2 separate regions of the Homo sapiens genome follow, and region 2 is linked to region 1. A link is a contact called in ENCODE Hi-C or POLR2A ChIA-PET data. All regions are on one chromosome and are shown on one strand. The core of a region is the stretch at or near the end of the contact, and the rest is flanking DNA. Distances in the headings are between cores, read along the strand shown. Region 1 overlaps GGTA1 (glycoprotein alpha-galactosyltransferase 1 (inactive)). Region 2 overlaps LOC107987016 (a long non-coding RNA gene).

Evidence for each region. A loop is a pair of places that touch in the nucleus more often than their neighbours do. ChIA-PET counts read pairs that join two places held with the same protein, here RNA polymerase II (POLR2A). Pooled maps may share reads with other maps.
Region 2: a map of gastrocnemius medialis shows a loop between it and region 1 (2.2-fold over the local background). The contact joins two enhancer-like sites. A Hi-C loop is called at or near these places in 3 of 168 maps with a recorded cell type or tissue (cardiac septum, gastrocnemius medialis and heart left ventricle) and 5 of 50 pooled maps. POLR2A ChIA-PET finds 5 or more read pairs at or near these places in 3 of 52 experiments (Caco-2, WTC11 and activated CD8-positive, alpha-beta memory T cell).

Annotation. Positions count from the first base shown.
Region 1 is chr9:121,460,416-121,464,701 of GRCh38, reverse strand. It overlaps GGTA1 (glycoprotein alpha-galactosyltransferase 1 (inactive)), which reads left to right. Exons shown (of 6, transcript NM_001382585.1): 3 at 1,374-1,409; 4 at 3,385-3,450. LOC102723324 (a long non-coding RNA gene) reads right to left here. Exons shown (of 7, transcript NR_187160.1): 6 at 1,932-2,045; 7 at 1,331-1,711. Among named protein-coding and RNA genes, the nearest start is that of GGTA1, 37 kb to the left of the region's middle. Within about 2 kb of position 1,506, at least 2 of the 41 ENCODE cell types and tissues checked have a DNase peak (open chromatin) inside an H3K27ac peak, as active enhancers do.
Region 2 is chr9:121,547,837-121,552,172 of GRCh38, reverse strand. The region is part of intron 1 of LOC107987016 (a long non-coding RNA gene); the gene reads left to right. Among named protein-coding and RNA genes, the nearest start is that of GGTA1, 50 kb to the right of the region's middle. Within about 2 kb of position 1,537, at least 2 of the 41 ENCODE cell types and tissues checked have a DNase peak (open chromatin) inside an H3K27ac peak, as active enhancers do.

The DNA of each region.
Region 1 (4,286 bases), core at 257-2,756:
AAGTTATTGAGGGCATGTGCCAGGACCCTTGCTATGCATTACCTCCGATTCTTTTTGTTTTGTTTTGTTTTGTTTTTGTTTTTGTTTTTGTTTTGAGATGGAGTCTCAGTACTTTGGAAGGCTGATGCAGGCACATCACTTGAGGTCAGGAGTTCGAGATCAGCCTGACCAACGTGGTGAAACCCCGTCTCTACTAAAAATACAAAAATTAGCCAGGCATGGTGGTGTGTGCCTGTAGCCCCAGCTACTCAGGAGGCTTAGGCAGGAGAATTGCTTGAACCCAGGAGGCAGAGGTTGCTGTGAGCCAAGATCGTGCCACTGCACTTTAGCCTGGGCAACAGAGCAAGACTCCATCTCAAAAAAAAAAAAAAAAAAAACCTCAAGGAGGCAAAAATTATGTTTGGCTTGGAGGAGGATCCATTGTTCTGCATCCATTCACAAATATTTATTGAGTATCCACTATGTACCAGGCACTGTGCTAGGATCATATCAAGCAAGGCATTGAAAAGGTGGCATTTGAGTGGAGGCTTAAAGCATGAATACATGTTTAAAAGCCACTGCAATGTGGATATTGCTGTGACCATTGTGCTGTTGAAGGATTCTGGAGAGGAGGGTAAGGAGAAGGGTTGTTGAGGAGATATGAAAAGTTGGTGAACCTGAATCTATAAATCCATGGCCTGAGTGCCAGGTAGGGTTATGCGTGCTAGGCTGCAGCACTTGTAGGGGCTTAAGAGTCTCACTGCCTTCATTAGTTAAAGAAATGCTTTTGGGGGCTGTTCTATAGAAGGCTCTGAGTTGGCCATGGCATTAGGCTCTGCAGTTGATGCTTTTTTTTTCTGGAGGAAGATAAATCCTGGGGGAAGGATGTCTGGGCCACGGCATTTCCGTCCTTTCAGGGCCTTCGTCATCACCAGGCACCTGAGTAGGTGGCAGGAGAGGACCCATCTCTGCAATGGAGAGCTGTCTTCTTTTTAAAAGAGCAAACAAACAAACAAAAACAAAACAGAATTTGAGGCCAGGAGTGATGACTCACACCTGTAATCCCAGCACTTTGGGAGGCCAACGGGGGTGGATCTCTTGACTCAGGAGTTTGAGACCAGCCTGGGCAACGTGACAAAACCCCGTCTCTACAATACACACACACAAACACACAATTTGAGATTTTGCAGAAAACTGTTTCCCCTTGAGATCCTGAAGTGGAAATTTCCATCCTCCTGATGTCATTGGTTATGTCTCAAAGGAAGGTAGAAACCAGGAAGCAGCTAAAACCCAGGCTCTTAGCTCAGCCCCGGGCTCAGTGATAATGGTTACAAAATCGCCTTTCTCAGAATTAAAAGTAACATGATATGTTTTTATTTCTTTTTTGCTTTTAGCACAGAAGGCTCTTTCTTGTGGATATATCACTCAAAGTAAGTGCTTTGAATTCTAGATTTCTAGGGGATGTTTCCCACAGCCACTCTGGCACCCCCTACAGTCCATTCTTCACACGGCAGCCAGCCATGGTGTTCGGCCAAAGTCGGAGGGGTGGGTGGGTGGATTCCTGGGGATCTGGAATGTTATTTCTGCAGCTTCCGTAGACTTATCTGTATAGAACCATGGCTTGTATCTTGCCCTCAGTTCTCCTCAAAGTTCTCTTAAGCAGTGTCATTTGGGGAACATTCCTGTCTTGCTGATAAAAAGTATCCGGGGAGATATTGTCTATTATTCTGCCCTTTAAATGTTATATAAAGACCCATATAAGAAATTGCTCTAAGAATAAAAATCAGGAAAAAAATTTGAGCCTCTTGAGAAACTAGTGTGTATCATTAAAATTTTCTTTTTGTATTTTTTGAAAAGAAAATGAGAGCCATGTAAACCTTTATATTTCCAATGGTTGGGTTGGTTGTCAGAAAGCTCAGAACAAAGTATTGCACTTAACTGCTTGTACTTACCCCAGCCTTCATTTCTGATATACTTTATCCCCTGGTGTGAAATCCCGGCTTTTGTGCCCACATGTCATGTGCCCTTGGAAATTTGCTGAAATCCACCCAGCCAGTATCTCAGCTCTGAAATGAAAGTAAAGGTGAAACTTTTCTTTGGGATGACTGAGGTCATGTGAAAATATATACCTGGGTGACGAAATCAATGTATCTCTTTCTGTTCTCTCTTGTGTTTTTTATTCTTGTGTTGTTTTTCTGTTTATTGTACCTACGTATTGGAAGCCATCTCAAACACTTCCAAGAGTTAATAGGCTTTAAAACAGATTTCATAATATTATGCCTGTTCATGAGTTAGCTCACCACCGTATTTGTCCATCGGACTTTCCTCTTTCCCCATCCTCCAGAAGGCACCCACCTTTTCTTTTCTTTCTTTTCTTTTTATTTTTTTTTAATTTTCTGAGACGGAGTCTTGCTCTGTTGCCCAGGCTGGAGTGCAGTGGTGCCATCTTGGCTCACGGCAACCTCCTTCTCCTGGGTTCAAGCAATCCTCCCGCCTCAGCCTCTTGAGTAGCTGGGATTATAGGCACCTGCCACCACGCCCGGCTAATTTTTTGTGTTTTTGGTAGAGATGGGGTTTCACTGTGTTGGCCAGGCTGGTCTTGAACGCCTGACCTCAGGTGACCAGCTGGCCTTTGCCTCCCAAAGTATTGGGATTACAGGCGTGAGCCACCGTGCCCGACCCCCCACCTTGAAGAGACTTTCACAATGAATGAGTGTGGAAACTTTCTCAAATGGGTGGCTACAGTGGCTTCTAAGTAGTTTCCTGAACTTCTTGCTCAGTGACCCTCAGATTTCCTGAGGCTGTTACTGCTAACCTTTGGGCAACCCAAATTTTTCTCTAGACTTTTACAACAATCTGAATTCTGCTGGTTTTAGCTAAAGAAACATGGAAACATGCATCGGTTTTTCATGAAGCGTATAACTTGTTACAGTCATTTTCAACTCATAAAGCTCTTATATGTATGCTATTTCATTCAGTCTTCAAAATTACCTTCATGGTAGGTCTGTTATTAGTACTATTAACTATACTTTTTGGAGGAGAAAGTCAAAATTCAGAGAGGGAAAATGTCCTATCACAGTCACACAGCTAGTAAGTGGCAGATCTAGAACTCAGGTTTATGCATTAATACCACCCCCACTCCAGCCCCCTTTTCCCTTCTCTTCCTCTAGGGCCCCCAGGATGAGCTGAGGGCTGGGGGCTACCCAAGGGAGGAGAGATTGAGGGAGTCTCAGGTCTGTTCTCTCTCATTCAGCTAGAGTGTCTCATTTCTGTCTGTTTTATAAATTGGCATTTTAAGGTTTTTTATTTTTTTAAAGTAATCTCGGCTATAGAAAGAATTTGGAAACCCTAAGTTTGGGGACACCACATTTTCTAAAAATATTTGTAAACTTTTTCATTTCTTAGAAACCCAGAAGTTGATGACAGCAGTGCTCAGAAGGGCTGGTGGTTTCTGAGCTGGTTTAACAATGGGTAAGGCGATCAGACAGCAGTCGGTGTTTGCCCACCCGCCTGGTGCTTGCAGAGGGTCCACACACAATGGTTTCATGTTCATGACCTTCTCAGTCACTCATCTTTCTTGCTTATTGAAATTATATGAAGAATATTTTGTGAGTGGGACTAGGACATTTGAGGGTTGGTTTTGTTTTTGAGACAGGGTCTCACTGTCACTCAGGCTGGAGTGCAGTGGTGCAAACATAGCTCACTGCAGCTTCAAACTCTTGGGCTCAAGTGATCCTCCTGCCTCAGCCTCACGAGTAGCTAGACTACAGACATGCACTACCACATCCAGATAAATAAGTCTTTTGTTTTGTTTTGTTTCAGTTAACTTGGGGGCTGAGGCTTGGGCTGAAGTTTATTTATTTATTTTTATTTTTTTGAGATGCAGTTTTGCTCTTATTGCCCAGGCTGGAGTGCAGTGGCGTGGTCTCGGCTCACTACAACCTCCACCTCCTTGGTTCAAGTGATCCTCCTGCCTCAGCCTCCCAAGTAGCTGGGATTACAGGCGCCCGCCACCACACTCGGCTAATTTTTGTATTTTTAGTAGAGACAGGGTTTCACCACGTTGGCCAGGCTGGTCTCTAACTCCTGACAGGTGATCTGCCCACCTTGGCCTCCCAAATTGCTGAGATTATAGGCGTGATCCACCATGCCTGGCCTGGGCTAAAGTTTAGATTGCAGGAAAGACAATCATAAACTAAAATGTTCTTAGAAGAATTGTCTTATCAAGTTTCCCTCACCCCCCCTGAAATAACCTGAGGGTTGCTGGGTCATTAAATTGTTAACTGTGGTGACTTGGAAGGGTAATG
Region 2 (4,336 bases), core at 288-2,787, 87 kb before region 1:
CACTCATCTCTTTCTGGTGCCGCTTGAGGTCAGCCTGTGTCCAGCCACCCTCTGGGTGCTGGGGAGGGGCCTGGCAACCACCAGTCATTGTGGTTTGTCTCTCCAGACAGCAGGAGTCCAAGGGAAGCCCAGTGGTTCCTTAGACAGGCTGTGGTAACTGTGCCTCGTCCCTGCCACCTCCACCTACCCAGAGGCCACCGAGTGTCTTTGCACACCCCTCAAGCACCCACCACCAGGAGAGGTATGGTCACGAACATTCGCTCATGGCACAGCAATGTATGGAGCACCTGCTGAGTGCTGCATGGTCCTGGCCCTGAGAGAGCAGTAATGACCCAGGAAGACAGACCCCTGCCCTCCTGAGGCCACCGTCCAATGAAAGAGGCAGGCAATAAACCCATCATTAGAATCAAGTGTGAAGCCTGGGCGTGGTGGCTCACGCCTGTAATCCCAACACTTTGGGAGGCCAAGGCAGGAGGATCAGTTGAGGTCAGGAGTTCGAGACCAGCCTGGCCAACATGGCAAAACCTCGTCTCTACTAAAAATACAAAAATTAACCGGTGTGCACCTGTAATCCCAGCTACTTGGGAGGCTGAGGCAGGAGAATCGCTTGAACCTGGGAGGCAGAGGTTGCAGTGAGCAGAGATCGTACCACTGCACTCCAGCTTAGGTGACACAGCGAGACTCCATGTGATGTTGAGAAAGGGAAGCCTGGGGGACCTTTGGGGGCTGGGCGGCAGGGGGGTGCTTCCGGGAGGAGGCAACATTTAAACTATAGGTCTGAAGGATGAGTCAGAGTTAGCCAAGAAGAAAAAGGAGTGAAAAGGTGTTTGAGTGAATGGGAATGGCATGTGGGAACCTCAGAGGTAAGAAAGTGCCTGACAGGTTTAAGGGAATGAAGGGATTAAGTGAGATGGAGCATTGGGTGTTGGCGGTGGTAAGGAACCTCAGGAGTCAGGCTTAGGGACTTGGACCTTCTCCTGAGGGCGATAGGGAGCCATTGCGTGTCTTAAGCAGGGAGTGGCTTGCTCAGATTTGCATGTGGGAGAATTCAGAGACAGATCAGAAACACTCAACCTCAGCCCAGAGGGGCCCAGGCAAGACCCCCCTCTCCCTCCTCTGTAGTTCCCTTGACGCGTGAGGTGGGTCAACACGGCTTGCACTCCCCCAAGGACCCGAACCTAAGGTCCTCTGGAGGCAGGCCCCAAGCCTGTCCTAACAAGTGCCGTGAGAGCCCTCCAGGCCTGCTCTGGGAATCCAGTCTTGTCGCCAGGAGACACGAGCCCATTTGACTCCGGTGGGGGGAGGTGGGCTGGGCGGCACCACCGCGTGAATGCTCCGGAGCTACCCACGGAGGCGACTGACTGGCTGCCAGCGTGCGCTCCGGATGCCACCTGGTAAGGCTGTCGGCGGGAGGCCAAAGAAATCAATCAGGTCCCGAAGACACGCCGCCCCCTCCCTGCCACAACAGTCCCCTGCCCTCGGAGCCTGGAGAGGCTGGGCTGTCCCCGCAGCGCCACCGTGTGGGCGAGGTGGTCACGACGGCAGGTGGTCGGGGCGCTCAGCTGGAGGTGCTGGTGCTGGGGAGAGCGGAGGACACCGCGGGATCGGCAGGCGTTGGGGACCCCACGGCAGCCATCGATCCTATTCTCATCACATAGTTTCAAATTAATTTTTTCAAAACGGAAACATATTTGCGGCCTGTTTGTGACTTGTAATTATTAAGTAATAATATACTTCCTGAAAACAACATGCAAACTCCATGGACTATAGAAAAAGGCAGGCATGGGCAGCTTCCCTGCAGAATTCCATCCCACCACAACCTCTGATTGCATTTTGGCAAACAGGCTTCAGATTATTTTTCTGGCTTCTTTTTTTTTTAAGTCAGGGTCTAGCTCTGTCGCCCAGGCTGGAGTGCAGCGGAGCGGTCATGGCTCACTGCAGCCTCCACTTGCCTGGGTCAACCGATCCGCCCACCTCAGTCTCTCAAGTAACTGGTACTACAGGCACGCACCACCATATGTAGGTAGTTTTTTCATTATTATTTTTGTAGAGACAGGGTCCCACTCTGTTGCCCAGGCTGGTCTCAAACTCCTGAGGTCAAGCAGTCCTCCTGCCTCAGCCTCCCAAAGTGCTGGGATTACAAGCATGAGCCACCATGCCCAGCCCAGATTTTCTTCAACAGAAAGAATATATGTATATGTATATATATATATATATATATATTCACACACACACAAATGAGGTCATATTGCATATGCCTAATGTTCTGCCACTTGCTTTGCTTTTTAAACATTTTTATCAACTGTGGAGTTCGGAGAAAAGAATATTTATTTAGATTGGGCTTGGTGGCTCACACCTGTAATCCCAGCACTTTGGGAGGCCGAGGTGGGCGGATCATGAGGTCAGGAGATCGAGACCATCCTGGCCAACATGGTGAAACCCCATCTCTACTAAAAATACAAAAATTAGCTGGGCATGGTGTCATGTGCCCATCATCCCAGCTACTCGGGAGGCTGAGGCAGGAGAATTGCTTGAATCAGGGAGTCGGAGGTTGCAGTGAGTGAGCTGAGATCGCCCCACTGCATTCCAGCCTGGCAACACAGCAAGACTCCATCTGGAAAAAAAAAATTTATTTAATATACGTGCAGTATATGAATCAGGTTGAAGTGGGACACTGTGTGCCCACCGTCCAATTTAAGAACATTTTAATTACCCTGAAGTTTCTTTTAAAAATATATTTTTCCCTCCTTTCTCACCTTATTATGGATTATATGGGTTTTTTTGTTTGTTTTGGTGGGTTTTTTTTTTTTTTTTTTGGACAAAGTCTTGCTCTATCACCCAGGCTACAGTGCAGTGGTGCGATCTCGCTCACTGCAACCTCCGTCTCCCAGGTTCAAGCGATTCTCGTGCCTCAGCCTCCTGAGTAGCTGGGATTACAGGCACCCATCATCACGCCTAGCTAGTTTTTGTGTTTTCAGTAGAGACGGAATTTCACTATGTTGGCCAGGCTGGTCTTGAACTTCTGACCTCAAGTGATCCGCCCACCTCGGCCTCCCAAAGTGCAGGGATTACAGGCGTGAGCCACCAAGCCCAGACTGATACAGTACTTTTAATTAATCCATGGCATTGCTTTATTAATTTGTTAGTACTCCTTTCTTTTAGTGGTTATCCTAAAGATTATAATGCGTATCCTTGACTTATTAAAGTCTGCTACAGACAAACTCTCACTGCTCGTAGGGAAATGCAGGAAGTTTAGACCACTTAAAACTCCATTTACCCCCTCCTGACTTGGATGCTATTGTCATCTGTTACCATCTGCTATTTGAATCCTTTATATATTTCAAACTCCACAAGACCTAATTATTATTGTTTTATACAGACAATATTTGTTTAGATTAACCAAATATTTTCTCTCTCCATTGGCCTTCATTTCCTCCCAAATCTCCAAGTTTCCATCTGGGATCCATTTTCTCCTGCCTGAAAATCACCCTTTGCTAATTCTTTGATGGGGACGTGCTGGTGATAAATTCTTTCCATTTTTATTTGTATGAAATGTCTCAGTTTCACTTGAATTTAAAAAAAAATTTTCTTTTTCTTTTTATAAAATCAGATCTTCTAGAAGAGGCCACCTTTGTTTTTGAAGAGTATTTTTTGCTGGGTACGTTGGTGTAGGCTGGCAAGAGAAGGCAAGAAAAGAGAGAAAAATAACCGTGTAAGTGGGACAAATAGAAAACAAACAGTAAGACCAGTGGCCTAGACCAGGCACAGTGGCTTACACTTGTAATTTCAGCAATTTGGGAGGCCGAGGCAGGTGGATCACCTGAGGTCATGAGTTCAAGACCAGCGTGGCCAACATGGCGAAACCCTGTCTCTACTAAAAATACAAAAATTAGCCGGGCGTGGTGGCACAAGCCTGTAGTCCCAGCTACTTGGGAGGCTGAGGCAGAATTGCTTGAATCTGGGAGGCGGAGGTTGCAGTGAGCCTAGATCACGCCACTGCACTCCAGCTTGGGTGACAGAGCAAGACCCTATCTCAAACAAAAACAAAAACAAAAACAAAGGCGCAAATCAGATCTGCCTCTCAAAGTTGCTGGAGGGACAGCATGGGGCCAGGGGTAGGGAAAAGCAGGTAGCGACAGGGGCAGAGAGGGGTGGGGATGAGAGTGGGCCCGTATGTGACAGGACACTCCCTGGGGTCAGTTCTTCAGAGCTGGGGGCCCGGAGTTGAGGATGGGAGTGGAGAAGGGAGATGGGGCAGGGGTAGACTCTGGAGTTTGGCAGCCAGGGGAGCCTCAGCGGTGGAGCTGAAAGAGCCCTGGAAGCGGTCCTTGGAGAG